Linked DNA regions of Homo sapiens: region 2 is linked to region 1. The links are chromatin loops, found by intact Hi-C in ENCODE. Cell type or tissue: GM12878. All regions are shown on one strand.

Region 1 (8,000 bases):
GCTCCTAGGCCTCCAGGAAAGGCATCTACAGCTAATTGAGCCCGCCCTCCTTTCTCACGATAGTCAAGCCAAGAGAAAGAGAAACATACTCTTGTCAATTAAACAAACAAAAGGGAGAGAAAAACAAAACGCCACCAGCAGATTTCACATCCTATGTGCCCAGGAGGATGCCGCCACCCCAGCTGAGCAGATGTAGGATGGCTGGTTGGTGCTGTTCACCTTGTCCTCCTCTTTGCCATCCGCCCCTTGACCACCTTGAACTGCTTTGCCAGCTGCCTGCACTGATTCCCTTTCAGGAGATGGCTCAGCAACCAAAACGTGCAGTGTTTTGGTGCTGCCCTGCGCGCACAGCAGACGCTCTGTGGATGTCCGGTGTCTCAGCAGCCAGTGGGTTGCATGCCTGACATGTTATCTTCCGGCCGCCTCTGTTGCTGCTTCATAGTTTCTGATCTGCTTTGCCTGTTCCTTGTATTCTATGTTCAATCTTCCCTTTACCACAAGTTTTATCTTCTCCCAAAGAGGTGGGGGTCAGTGGGGGTCATCCTTTTCCCATTTCTATGGCAAAAATCCTGCTTGTGCAGTGAGAAAGTAGCTCCACCTCCAGGTCAGGCCCAGAGCATGTCTGACCAAGTGGAGCACCCACACCTCTGGACTCAGTGATTGGTTCACTTTGGGGGTGATGTGGGTGTCAGGGGAGGGAGGGGAATTTTCCTTCTGCTTTGTGGGAACTAAGAACCTTGCAAGCGCGAAGTTCCTCAGGTGGGGCGGGGTGCAACGTGGCAGATATTTACCATGTGCAGAGAAAGCCAGAGAGCCACCCTGGGAAGAAAACTAACACTGGGGAAGACAGACGGAGCAGAGGGTTGGAGAAAAAGTGGTGCAGGGGAGCGAAAAGTGGTTTCTTTCTACTCTTCTAGGTTCATCGGCTAGGCTATGAATTAAATTGACATAAGACAGCGTAACAGGAGAAAAGCCACGTTTAATTATATACATATGCATGGCAGTCCTGCAGAATAAACCTTGAAGACGGGCCAAGTGATTGAAGCTTATGCAGCATCCTGAGCTACAGAAAGGAATAGGGGCTTGGGGCTTTGGGGGGTGGTGGGGACACAAGTTATGGGAGCGTGAGGGGAGGAAATTTGTGCGAATAAAGGCTGTCTTGTTATGCAGATAAAAGTCTCTCCGGTAACAAATATTGTCTCAGGAGCAGAGGTGACAATCTGCCTGGGCTGGTGCCAACCTCTATTCTTCTTTCCTGTGAGCTGAGTTAATCTTCCCCAGTTGAGAAGATTCCCAGGAGGGGATTCATGACAATTGAGTTCCTTTCGGAGGATCCGTCTTTAGGCAGATAAAGGGGCTCAGAGAAAGTCTCTGCCTGCATCACTGTTTCCCAAGTCCCCTGACTTCAAAGTCATCAGCACACCACAGTGGCATATTTGGGGCTGGCATTTCCAGAACGCCTTCAGTGGGATCCTGAAGATATCGTCTGAGTGCTTGAATCAGGGAAACCTAAATTGAAGGCTTTCCTGAACATTTCTGTTCCTCAAGCCAATCCTTTATTTTTTATGCTTAAACTAATTGAAGACGGAATTTTGTCACTTGCAACTGCTGCCTCACTAATGTGTCTTCTGACCTAAATCTTGGAGTCATTTCTGTATTATTTAAGGTTCTTTCACTTGCAAGTAACAGCAACTCTATTCAAGTTAACTTATGCCAAAAAGGGGAGAGAATCCTAAGCTGCAAAGAAAGAATATGGGTGCAACTGGCCCTGGGGACGGTGGCACTGGGGCATTCTTTCTTAGGCAGCCACTCCTGCCTCTTCCCTTGGTCTGCACATCCTTAAAAGACTGCTTCCTTCGCTACCAGAGATCTGGACTTGCGCCCTTATAGACTCATGAAGAAAGCACAGTTTCGGGGAAGGACTCTGCCTTGCTTTGTGTCTGTCCCTGGACTCACCCCTGTGGCTGGGGAAGAGCAGCTGTGACTGGTCTCTTCTGGGTCACACATGCACCCAACAGGGAGGAAGGAGAGGTCTGTCGCCAGAAGAAGGTAAAGGAAAAAGTATAGGCAGTGGAAACAATACTCACCCCCAACTTCCTACCTCAGAGGTCCAGTGAAACTCCTCCCGAAAGCATCCCTGAAAAGCCCCATTCAGATTGCGGGCATCTGGTCATTTCATTCACCCGGCAATAAATCACCCTCGCAATTTGTGTCATTGAACTTTTTGGAGAATACTTTTGGAGTGTTAAAATAGGATTGACTTTCTATTGAAAGCTGTAAACATTTTTATTTGTAGCTTAATTTTTATCCTCGTGTTGTTTGACAGTTTCTCCTCAAGAGGGGAAGAAGCAGTAGGAGTCTGTTGGCAAAGCACTCCATATTGCTGAGCAGCAAGTAAACCAGCAAGCATGGCGCTTCCAGCTGCACACCGTCTCCTCTGAGACCCAGCTACAGCCATCCAACTGAATGACTTCTTGCCTTTTGGCCTTCAGAGTGCATGTGTGCCCGTGCGTGTGCACGGGTGTGCTTGGCATCATGTGTGCATCTCTAGACAATGAGGAGTGTGGAGGGACAGGTGAAGGATCAAGGCAGGAGGTACAGCCAACTCAAGAAATGAGGCAGGAGAACAATGCACAGTTCCCCTTCTCACTGTGCACGTTGACCTATTTGTCACAGGCTGAAAAGAGCTGGGAACATGGTGGAAGGCTCTTACTTGTAAATGTCGTTCAGACTTTTGAATGGATCTTTTAAGATCAGGAAATGGGATCCATAGTTTACAGGCTTTGTTAGCAGCCAATTTGTTCTACTTGATCCAGAGCATTTAGGCAACGCTACCAAAGAATCTCCTACCAATGAGTTGTGAGTGTTCTTGTCAATATTTTACACATTAACAAGGATCCTAGTTAGAATATGAAGTTAGACATGTTTCTTTCAAGGGAACACGTTACAATGACTGAGGGATAAATATAGATATATAGATATGTCTATATATTAAAGAAGGCAACATAGGACTAATTAAATATTATTTATAATCACTATATGATTTAATACATTAATCTATTAATAGTACCAAAATAAAATTTTAATCCTTCAAGTAATTTGCAATAATATTTAGTAATTGACAGCATTCCATGTAAAGCAGTAATTTTTTTAATGAATCATGTGTTAGTTAATTTAATAGGCCTTCTACCTTAAAAATAATTATGTTTGTAATTAAAACATTTCAATTAATTATAAGGGCTTCTTATGTGATTTAAGTCTATTAAAGACAATTTAATTACCAAACTTTGAATGTGTTATCATTCCAATCACAAAACGATTTTAAATACTTTTCTTAATATCCAGGTCTTTATATTAGTCATTTATTCCTGTTGATATAAAAAGCATCCTAATTTGGTCGTGATGACAGCTACTGATATCAAGAAATAGGGGGGTAATTTGAACAAATAATGGTGAACATGGTGGATAGTAGTCTGCATGCAGCCTTTCTGCGGGGCACACATGCAATAACTAAAGGTGGACACTAGAGGGAGGCAGACAGAGAGGGTGAGAAGGAAGAAAAAGTAGAGCTATACACGAGCTGGACTTGAATGAAGACTGTGTTTTGGTTTGACCCCTTTGATGCTCATTTTCTGGAGGCCATACCCAGAAACCTAATTAGAAATACGGTTCATGATTCACACACCATGAACTTACTTTATCCGGGAAGAGACCTGAGCAAGTCATGCTCACCTCTGAAGAAAGCAAGCTCATTGTAATTCTCCTTCTCCACACTGAATACCTGTGTAATACATTTCAGTTTTCAAAGTGATTTCATATACATTATCTTATTTTGGAGTCAATATGGTGTAGCAGAAAGAAAATTAGACTTGAGTCAGGGAATCTGAATTGTAGCCTGGTCTCTTTCACTACATGCCTGTGACCTTGGATGAGGTACTTAACCTGTCTGGCAGAAGCTTCCTCATAGGTAACATGCTGGTGTTAGAACAGATGATCTCTAAGGTCCCTTCAATTCCAAAACTCTGTGATTTTATGATGCAGCCCATATAAGAGAGACTGTGTGTGCATGTATGTGCACTTGGAATGTGTGTGCCTTGCCTTAAATGAGAATTATTTCAAATAAAACACTATTCTGGCTTCAGTGAAAGCATTTTCTCCTTCTGCCTTGGAGGGATAATGCAAACACAAGGGAAGTCCCAAGTAGTGAAACAGCCCCTCCGGGACCCAGCAAGTACCAAGATTGGGTTACAAAACTTAATGTGTATATGAAATGTTTCCATCAACTTATAAAATAAAAGTACAATAAAAGCAGTGGCTTTTTATTATTATTTAGATTTAAATCATCCCCTGCAGTGTTGAAAACCCAAGGGCAACCTTCCGAATTTAGCAGGATCTCAGAATGAAATGGAAATAGAATGTAGCAAGGGAAATAGATGCATTAGACATCATCGTCCTACCTAAGAGGAAATTCTTGTTCTTTGTTCCTTGTGTTTCTTTAAGCCCAGCAAACGGCACAAATGTTGAAAGCTTATTAGAATTTTAAAGACTTCTCAGCATACTGATAAATTCTAACTTTTAGAATCTCTGAATTATTTTTTGTCTGAACACTGGCTCTTCTATGTCATTTTCATTAAATGAACACACAGCAATTTTCATCCCCAGCCTTGAAGAAATTCTTTAACTTTCTTGCCTGGTTGTATTTAAGTGTCCTCAAATGTACTCCCTATTTCTCATCCATTTCGTTACCTCTCTGTTTCCAAGCTTCTGGCTCAGAGGGGAAAAAAAAAGCAGAGCCACACTCTAGGAGAACTAGGAATGTGCACCCGGAGTCCCACTCAGAGACAGGAGGGATTCAGTTTCACGGACTCTCAGGTCAGGGCTTGGGTAAGGGACCCAGGAGGCCCAGAAAGCCCGTACTAACAAATAACATTCCAGGGTTCCCAGAGTGGCGGTATGACCTGGCTAAGGTGAGCTCCAAAGGGCAGTTCACCAGATCAGCACAACCTCATCTGGAAAGCAGAGAAAACAGGCGAGGCTGTGAGGAGGGTACTTAGAATCTCAGATGCCATGGCTGCCCAAAGATTAAATGGAAAGCAACCATACTGAAAGAAGGGCTAGCAAGTAGAAACATGAGATGCATCAGAAAGCGCTTCGGTGAGATCCCTAGAGCTCCTTTCCCCCCAAGGAATTCCAACTTAAGGGGAATATTTCATTCAACAATATGTATTAAGCTCCTATTGGCACTGTTTTAAATACTAGAGCTACACCACTAGACAAGTCAGACAAAAACCTCTGCTCTTATGGAGCTTATGTCCCTGTGAGGAAAAAGAGCCTAAATGTATGAAATAAATACATGATTGGGTATGTTAGATACTGGTGGAAACTGCTGTGGAAAATATATAGTAAGGTAAAGAGGATAAGAAGGATTAGGGATCAGGGAAAATCTGTTTGCCCTCTAGGGTGGTCAGGGTGGGCCTGGCTAAAAATATGATGTTTCAGCAAAGATTTTTAAAGCGTGAGGGAGAGAGCCATGCAGATATGTAGGGAAGACGCATTCTAGCCAGAGGAGCAGCCAGCACATGGGCCCTGAGGGGGCCACAGTATGTGGGAAGACAGGAACGTAGCTGGAACAGAGGGAATGACAGGAGTCATACAAGAAGGCGAGGTCAGAGAAGTCATCATAGCCAAAATAGGCAGAGCATGTAATGCCATTGTGAGGACTTTGGGTTTTACTTTGAGTGAAATGGGGAACCATTGGAGGGTTTTGAGCAGAGGGTTTGAGCGCCATGACCTGATTTATACTTTAATCGGACCACTCCAGCACCTGTGTTGAGATTAGCCTGCAAGGGGCAAAGGGGGAAATAGAGAACACAGTTAGGAGGCCATCGCCATATTTACGTAGCGGCTGATGACAATGTGGACCAGGAATGGAGCAGTGGAGGTGATGAGAAGTGCTGGGAGCCCAAGTGAGATGTTGAAGGAAGCATCAGCAGGGCGTGCCGACGTGTCAGATACGGGTGTGAGAAAGAGGAATCAAGGATGACTGACCACCAGGTCACACAGTGGCCATCAGCTGAAATGGAGACAGCCGCAAGTCATGTGGGGGTTCTGGGAAAAGATCAGAGGTTTCCATTGGATGTGTCAAGTTTGAGAAATCCAGTGGACATCTAGTGAGGTTGCTGAGTAGATCCAGCCTGAAGATGGAACTTGGGAGTCCTCAGCAAATAGAAGGTAATCAAAACTGTGAGACCAGAAAAGATCACCAAGGTCTCCAGGGCAGTGGGTAGAGATGGACAAAAGAAGTAAGGACAGAGCTCTGCAGCACTGAGTGTTCAAATGTCTGGATTGCATGGGGACTGGATTTTGGTTAGGTCGGATTTAAGAAATTACTTAGGGACTCAAACTTGAAGAAGGTGCCTGGTGTGGTGAGAGGGAGGGCAGGTGTACCCGCAGCTGACTTTTCCCGGGGATCACTTCCCCCACCATCCTCCATTGCCGTGGCCCTTGTAAGTCTACATCCAGTAGACACTTTGACCCCAGGGGCATCCGAGTGTCTTCTATGTGCTTAGGCATCTCAAGCAAGCATCCAATCCTAAAAAGCCTGGATTGCTAAGTCTCTTTGTTTTCACTGGGCCTCCTATTGTTTCCAGTCAAAAGCATATAACTACTTCATGAATTTATGCAAAAGTAAATGCAGTATCCCCTGCCTAGGGCCTAGCCATGCCTGTTTATCTGCGCTGCTTCTGAGCTGCTGTTCATTGGGGCCAGTGCATCTGCCGCCTTGAGCTATAAACCTCCCTTGCTCCTGGCTCCTCCAATCCACGTTCCCTCCTTTATGGCTCTGTCCCCGGTGCTTTCCCTCCCTGCAGCACCTCCTTAGGATGGTCAGCCACAGTTCCCGCACACACTCACGGATTTCATATCCAGGGCGTCACTACCAGCCCGTAGCTGCCCTGCACCACCTGAGCAGCAGGCTGTGGGAAGGCGCCTAACCCACCCAGTCACCACAGCTGGTTTCTCACCGTGGCCCAGGAGCAGCAGGCTTAGCTGAGTCCATCCACCACCCTACCACACCATGTGGGCCCCACACCTGCCTTCTTTCTTGAGGAATGACTGATTTTCTTTAAAATTTACATGAGAAAAGACACAGGTTTGCATAGCACCTCCATGGTCAACTTCTCCTGGTATATCCTACACAAGGTGAGGGGTTTGAATTCGCCTGGTAAGCTCATACTGCACTGCATATAACTCAAGGTTAAGTGTGGCTTTCTCTCTGAAATGCCCTCCCAAATGGAGCACCTTCCTAAATCCCTCGTGTCAGTGTTGCAGCTCTGCCACGCCCCACTCTTGGAGGTGTCCTCTGTGCCACAGCAGGCCCCCAGAGCCCTTATGAGGTGAAGAGGGCTGCCTCCAGTCCCTTCTTGGCTAGAGCCACTGCAAGGTGGTTCAGAAGCACTGTGGTCCCTTCCCAGAGTACTTTCTGGCTACTGGACCTTTCCCAGGTCAAGCCCAGAGCATACTATAATCTCTGAGAGCAGCAGGCCATGAGAAAGCAGAATGACTATTACTTTAACTTAGAAAGGAGAGGCTTCCTAAGCTTGAGCCTTCAAACAAAGCTTCCTTTCCCCAGATCTCCATCTCTCTCCCCTTCTCAGTCTCTACCGTTTTCATGCAGCCCCTCTCCTTCAGGTGCCCCACCCAGCCCTCCTCTTTACAGTGGAAACTCCACCCCTTTCCACAAACACAGAGGAGGGGTGCTGTCCCCTCCCTTCCCACCTCCTCCGACTCCAGCATCTCATGTCCTCTGGCTGGTTCCCAAGTAGAGTGGGAAGATTTGGAAATGGAGGGAGTGTTGGGGACAGCCACAGTGACTGGGGCACACTATTGGCATTTAGTGCTGCAGGGCCAGGGATGCCAAACATCCAACAAGGGTTGAGACGGTCTTTTTCCAGCCAAAGCACCAACTAATCCCAGTAAGAATCACTCAGGCACCGAGAGTG
Region 2 (8,000 bases), 190 kb after region 1:
AGAGTGTTAAATAAGTTCACTATCTTGATTGTGGTGATGGTTTCATGGGTGTCTGTATACGTCAAAACTTAACAAATTGTATACTCTAAATATGTGCCGTTTATTTTGTGTCAACTATATCTCAATAAGGCTGTAGAAGAAAAAAAGAAAAAGAAACTACTGCCAAATGATAAAGAGATTACCCTTGAGTTTAAGTCATCAGTAAGCCTTCATATTTGTGTTAAACATCTGGTTCTATTTTTCTTTTGTTTTAAATGCCTTTCTATAGTCAATTCAAGTTAGGTTTTTAATTTATTCATACAAAAATATTTATGGAGTATTTATAATTATGCTAGGCACTGTTCCAGGCTCTGGAGTATAGCACAGAATCAAAGGTACCATAATATATCAGTTCTCTTAGTGTTACATTGATAATTCATTTACTCATTAACTCATTTATTTATATCCATTCTATGTTAATACTCTCTAATGTAGCACTTTGTTTTGGGGGAAATTCTTTAAAGCTAAATGAAGTATTATGTTAGAGAACACAAATATGATGTTATTCTTCCAAGTTCTTATCTTCAAATTAAATAAAATAATATGAGTAAATACTGTTGACAGATTTCTACTTTTGTATGAAAGTCAATAAAGAGTTTAAGTTCACATTATCATTATTTAGGAAGGCATTAAATAACAATTACATTAAAAATATGTTCCAAAAATATTATGTATTTTGACCAAGAATGTTAAACGCTTAAGAGAAATAGAAGCTGTTAGCTGGAGAAATTCAACTAAGTAATAATTTAAAAAATCAATATCATAACTATAATTTTATAAAACTGGCTCTAGTATTTACCATCTGCTTTTTCACTTGAGATGACTGTAGCATTTTTTTTTTCTTTTCTTCTTAGATCCATTGGTTTGGTCCTTTTATTTTTCTTCATCTTAATTTTGCTTTTAGTTTTTGCATTCTTCTAAGTTATTCTATCATCATTTGCTTGTATTTATTTCTTTATTGCTTTATTTCTTTATTTCAAGTCAGGCCACACTAATTTTTCTTCTGACCATTCACTTCTCTCATTTTTCCATTCCAGGAAGAAAAAGTATATGCAGAGCTTACAATCAAATTGCTCCTGTGATGATTCATAATCATTTTTTAAATGGCACATTAAAATGTATTTGGCAGTTGGGGAAACTTGATCAACAACTGGTTATTTGATGATTTTAAACAATGATTCTTAATTTACTTAGGTGTAAAATAGAATGTAGTTACGTTTTGAAAAACTATCTTTTAGAAATTCATACTGAAATAAATACAAATGAAATTATAAAATGTCTGGGATTTGCTTCAAAATGAACCTAGAGATGGTAAGTAGCACTGGTAGTACAGATGAAACAAAACTGATCATAAAGCTGGGTGATGAGGACAAAAGGGTCCACCAGCTCTTATTTTTATACATGTTAAAGTTTTCCATAATAAAAGTTTTCTAAAAAGGAATGACGAAGGAGCCCATAGGAAAACTTAGTGTACCAGAGATATGGGAAATAGTAGAAAGATCCAAAAAAAGTATCAGAAATATAACTATCAAAACAAAGAATTGTAGGGAAGTTTCAAAAGTGTGTGTGTGTGTGTGTGTGTGTGTGTGTCTGGATTTGAAGACAATACTCACAGGAAGTTTAAGCTACTAGACTTTAAACTTCCTAAGGGCAGACACTATGTCTATTTGATTTATGACTATATCACCAGCAATGTACCTAATGCCCAGTATATCCAAATACTTAAGGAATGAATGCACCAATGAACTATTCAATTGGACCTACGCTCCCACAAGCAAGAGCTCTGTAAAATCTGTAAGAATTCAAGATAAAGTTGTTTTTAATAATGCTTAGAAAACTTCCTTCAATAAATTTTCTTCTTTACTTCCTATCACCAGCCTATGTCCTTAGTCAACTTCCAGTATAGCAATCCCCTCTGCTACTTCATGAAATCTACCCATGCCACTATATCCACTACCACTTCTTGTTCTGTCCTTAGTCAAGTTGTTCATTTTTTTTTTTATCTTGGAAAAGGTATTTTCTTTCTCAGTATACTCTTAGGTTTTACTTCTGAGAAACTGCCTGCTTTTTCCTAGATGGTTTCCTCTTAAACTAAAAATTTCTTTCAAATAGGGAAAAGCTCTGAAGGTTTCTGCCCATCCCAGTTGTATTAAATATTTAGCAAATATTTTAATGTAGTTAGGCTGACAACTTTTTCTAATGAGTTACAGATATTACCACTTCTGGCTTTATTTTGGTTAGGCGGAAATACAAATGCAATCTGAATTACTTGGTAGAACACAATTCACAACTCTAAGAATATGTGATGATTAATTTGATCTCAGAGTCAGTATACAAGCACATAAATAACGTATATAGTTATATTCTGGCTTTAAATCTATCTTAACGAATTAGTCCTGTCAAAGAAAAATGAGATCAGGCAAATCCTGTGTTGGAGTGAGGGGTTCCATAAGCTGAAATGTATGTTTAATAGCCTCAATAATGTATCCCCAGCATTAACATTCCCCTTATTCCAAAGGATCATATACTGTCACTGGAGAAGTTTTCTATTTCTCCAATAAAACTTATTTTTGAATGAAAAAAAATCCCTATCCTCATTTAAAAAGTGAAATAGTTGTTTTCCATTTTCACACCTTTTTTCCTCTCTTTCTCTCAAAAAAAAAAGAAAAATAATCTACCAATTTCCAGTAAAAGTCCTATTCAAAACATAAACCAAAGCAAGCAAAACACGGGGGCAAACCAAAAAATCTTTCTGGCCGGACACAGTGGCTCACGCCTGTGATTGCAACACTTTGGGAAGCTGAGGCAGGAGGACTGCTTGAGCTCAGAAGTTTGAGACCAGCCTGGGCAACACAGTGAGAGAGGAGGCAGTTAGGGGCTGGTTAGGCAGATAGAGACGGAGGGTCTTGGGAGAAGGACAATGTTCACAGGAACAACTGTAGGACAGCACCTACACTGCTTCTGCAGCTAACCAGAAGAAATGTGGTTACGAACTTCACCTTGTGCCAGGGTGTTGCTCAGAAACGACTGACCCAACTTAGGCGCAGGTGCAATAAATCAACCTAAATGTTGTTAACTTGACCAAGCTCATTATGTCATTAACATGACATTAACTTTGTGGTTTTAGCACCTGTGGGTTTGGCTTAGGCACTCATGAGTAATACCAAGATGAAGTCACTCTGGCCAACTCCAAGCGTGGGCAGATGCAACACCCCTAGGAGGGAGCTTTACCTCTCCTATTTGGGCAAAATCCACGACGACTTCCTGGCTTCTGCCACACAAAAGACCAGAAGTAAGTCCCGTTTCTGGCAACCTGCTTTCAGGGCCCCTCTGTTTGCTGAGACCTTTCCTTTTGCTTAAGAAATCCTACTCTACTCACTCTCTGGTGTCCACACGCCTTATTCTTCTTGGTTGTGGAACAAGAACTCAGACCTAGCTGAGCTAGGGACTAAGCAGACTGCAACAATAGGGAGATCCCATCTCCACAAAATAAATAAATAAATATAAATAAATCTTTACTGTTATTTCTTTTTACATACTTTATTCACCTGAAATGGGCTTAATTTTGCTTAAAATATCAACTTTGGGGCTATGCAGAAAACAAAATCCATTTTCGTATATCAGAGACAGATAATTTCAAGTTAAACTCGGAGATATCCTTCTGCAGAGGCTATTTGCTCTAACTAGCAGCACTTTACATGAGAACTGCCAACTTCCAACTGCTCCAAACAAGTTAAAAAACTAAGGCTTGAAGTATACAGATCTCACTCATCGTGCCTGTTTAACATGAGCTCATCAGAAATCGCAACATAAATTTTCTAAAGATAATCTCTTCCACATAAAATCACCCAAAAGTCTAGGAAAATGACTTATATTATGGTAAAATGTGGACTCATAATGAATATATATCAGCAACGTGCAGTTTTAAAAATGGACTTCATCAGAAACTACAGAAATAGAAACAATAGCATTTTCTCAATGTTATGATTATATAACACAAGAGTAAGACCAGGACAAAATGGCATTTAATACAACCCAATATTATATGTTCACTTTGCGGGAAAAAACTTTTTAGATAAACATATACAGTAAAAGACTAAAGCCCTTACAAGATTTGCTTGATCCATTCTATTTGAGCCTGATAGCATACTTGTCTATTAGGGTTGTCTTCAATCCGAGTATTATAATCTTTTAATCAGTTTAATCTTTGTAAACCATGCCATACTGCCTTCAACTCTAAAGAGAAAATGATTTTGACAACTATGAACTTTGTCCCACTAAACTCTAGTTGCCCAAAGTGCCTTTTCAATTTTCCATTATGTCCTGTGAAATTGCTCCTCTCAAGTAAAACCAATATACAGGTTAATAAAATTGAGACCAAACTTCTTCTCACAACTGAGCTATATATGACTGTAAACTAGAAATCAACTCCAACTGGAACCTTTAAAACCATGCAAACACATGGAAATTAAATTACCTGCTCCTGAATGATCACTGGGTCAAAAACAAAATCAACATGGAAATTTAAAAATTCTTTGAACTGAATGACAGTAACGACAAATCCTACCATAACCTCTGGGATATGGCAAAGGTGGTGCTAAGAGGAAAGTTCATAGCCCTAAATGCCTACATCACAAAGACTGAAAGAGTACAAACTGACATTCTGAGGTCACACCTCAAGGAACTAGAGAAACAAGAACAAACCAAACCCAAACCCAGCAGAAGAAAGGAAATAACCAAAATCAGAGCAAAACTAAATGAAATGGAAACAAACAAAAAAAAAATACAAAAGATAAATGAAACAAAAAGCAGGTTCTTTGAACAGATAAATAAAATTGATAGATCATTGGCAAGATTAGCCAAGAAAAGAAGAGAAAAAATCCAAATAACCTCAATAAGAAACAAAACAGGAGATACTACAACTGACACCACAGAAATACAAAAGATCATTCAAGGCTACTATGAGCACCTTTATGCACATAAACTAGAAAACCTAGAGGAGATGGATAAATTCCTGGAAAAATACAACCCTCCTAGCTTAAATCAGGAAGAATTAGATACCCTGAACAGAACAATAACAAGCAACAAGATTGAAATGGTAATTAAAAAGTTACCAACAAAAAAAAAAAGTCCAGGACCAAATGGATTCACAGCTGAATTCTACCAGACATTTAAAGGAAGAATTGGTACCAATCCTTTCGATACTAGTCCACAAGACAGAGAAAGAGGGAACCCTCCCTAATTCATTCTATGAAGCCAGCATCACCCTAATACCAAAACCAGGAAAGGACATTAACTGAAAAAGAAAACTACAGACCAGTATCTCTGATGAAAATAGACACTAAAATCCTTAACAAAATACTAGCTAGCCAAATCCAACAACATATCAAAAAGATAATCCACCATGTTCAAGTGGGTTTCATACCAGGGATGCAGGGATGGTTTAATATACGCAAGTCAATAAATGTCATACACCACATAAAAAGAATTGAAAACAAAAATTGCATGACCATTTCAATAGATGCAGAAAAAGCACTCAACAAAATCCAGCATCGCTTTATGACTAAAATTCTCAGCAAAATTGGCATACAAGGGACATACCTCAGTGTAATAAAAGCTATGACAAACCCACAGCCAACATAATACTAAATGGGGAAAAGTTGAAAGCATTCCCTGTGAGAATTAGAATAAGACAAGGATGCCCGCTCTCACCACTCCTCTTTGGCACAGTACTGGAAGTCCTAGCCAGAGCAATCAGACAAGAGAAAGAAAGGGCATCCAAATCGGTAAAGAGGAAGTCAAACCGTCACTGTTTGCTGACGATATGATCATTTACCTCAAAAACCCTAAAGATTCTTTCAAAAAGCTGCTAGAACTGAGGAAGAATTCAGTAGAGTTTACGGAAACAACATTAACATACACAAATCAGTAGCTCTTCTCTATACACCAACAGCGACCAAGCAGAGACTCAATTCAAGAACTCAACCCCTTTTATAAAAGCCGCAAAAAATAAAAATAAAATAAAATACTTAGGAATATACCTAACCGAGGAGGCAAAAGACCTCTACAAGGAGAACTACAAAATAGTGCTGAAAGAAATCATAGATGACACAAACAAATGGAAACGCATCCCATGTTCATGGATGGGCAGAATCAACATTGTGAAAATGACCATACTGCCAAATGCAATCTACAAATTCAATGCAATCCCCATCAAAATACCGCCATCATTCTTCACAGAATTAGAAAAAACAATTCTAAAATTCATATGGAACCAAAAAAGAGTCCGCATAGTCAAAGCAAGACTAAGCAAAAAGAATAAATCTGGAGGCATCACACTACCTGATTTCAAATTATACTATAAAGCCATAGTCACCAAAATGGCATGGTACTGGTATAAAAATAGGCACATAGACCAATGCAACAGAATAGAGAACTCAGAAATTTATTTACAGCCAAAAACTTACAGCCAACTGATCTTCAACAAAGCAAACAAGTGGGGAAAGGACACCCTTTTCTTTTTTTTTTTTTTTTTTTTAATTGATCATTCTTGGGTGTTTCTCGCAGAGGGGGATTTGGCAGGGTCATAGGACAATAGTGGAGGGAAGGTCCACAGATAAACAAGTGAACAAAGGTCTCTGGTTTTCCTAGGCAGAGGACCCTGCAGCCTTCCGCAGTGTTTGTGTCCCTGGATACTTGAGATTAGGGAGTGGTGATGACTCTTAACGAGCATGTTGCCTTCAAGCATCTGTTTAACAAAGCACATCTTGCACCGCCCTTAATCCATTTAACGCTGAGTGGACACAGCACATGTTTCAGAGAGCACAGGGTTGGGGGTAAGGTCATAGATCAACAGGATCCCAAGGCAGAAGAATTTTTCTTAGTACAGAACAAAATGAAAAGTCTCCCATGTCTACTTCTTTCTACACAGACACGGCAACCATCCGATTTCTCAATCTTTTCCCCACCTTTCCCCCCTTTCTATTCCACAAAACCGCCATTGTCATCATGGCCCGTTCTCAATGAGCTGTTGGGTACACCTCCCAGACCGGGTGGTGGCCGGGCAGAGGGGCTCCTCACTTCCCAGTAGCGGTGGCCGGGCAGAGGCGCCCCTCACCTCCCGGATGGGGCGGCTAGCCGGGCAGGGGCTGACCCCCCACCTCCCTCCCGGACGGGGCAGCTGGCCGGGCGGGGGCTGACCCCCACCTCCCTCCTGGACAGGGCAGCTGGCCGAGTGGGGGCTGACCCCCCACCTCCCTCCCGGACAGGGTGGCTGCCGGGCGGAGACGCTCCTCACTTCTCAGACGGGGTGGCTGCCGGGCGGAGGGGCTCCTCACTTCTCAGACGGGGCGGCTGCCTGGCAGAGGGTCTCCTCACTTCTCAGATGGGGCAGCCGGGCAGAGACGCTCCTCACCTCCCAGACGGGGTCGTGGCCGGGCAGAGGCGCTCCTCACATCCCAGACGGGGCGGCGGGGCAGAGGCGCTCCCCACATCTCAGACGATGGGCGGCCGGGCAGAGACGCTCCTCACTTCCTAGATGGGATGGTGGCCGGGAAGAGGCGCTCCTCACTTCCTAGATGGGATGGCGGCTGGGCAGAGACGCTCCTCACTTTCCAGACTGGGCAGCCAGGCAGAGGGGCTCCTCACATCCCAGACGGGGTGGCGGCCAGGCAGAGGCTGCAATCTCGGCACTTTGGGAGGCCAAGGCAGGCGGCTGGGAGGTGGAGGTTGTAGCGAGCCGAGATCACGCCACTGCACTCCAGCCTGGGCACCACTGAGCACTGAGTGAACGAGACTCCGTCTGCAATCCAGGCACCTCAGGAGGCCGAGGCTGGCGGATCACTCGCGGTTAGGAGCTGGAGACCAGCCCGGCCAACACAGCGAAACCCCGTCTCCACCAAAAAAATACGAAAACCAGTCAGGCGTGGCGGCGCGCGCCTGCAATCGCAGGCACTCGGCAG

Evidence for each region. Peaks named below come from ENCODE experiments on the same cell type or tissue, not always from the same donor. Only the 100,000 strongest peaks of a DNase experiment are listed, where the experiment ranks them.
Region 2: it touches region 1 in a loop (2.4-fold over the local background); 2 of 110 quality-filtered maps call a loop at or near these places.

The regions. Positions count from the first base shown.
Region 1 is chr14:65,820,415-65,828,414 of GRCh38, reverse strand. No RefSeq gene overlaps it. Among named protein-coding and RNA genes, the nearest start is that of LINC02290, 290 kb to the left of the region's middle. In GM12878, a CTCF peak has its summit at 3,513 (motif pointing right); a DNase peak (open chromatin) is centred at 3,504; H3K27me3 peaks cover 174 bases.
Region 2 is chr14:65,633,139-65,641,138 of GRCh38, reverse strand. All of the region lies in intron 6 of FUT8 (fucosyltransferase 8), which reads right to left. Among named protein-coding and RNA genes, the nearest start is that of MIR625, 170 kb to the right of the region's middle. In GM12878, no CTCF peak of the experiment used is centred here; a DNase peak (open chromatin) is centred at 3,168.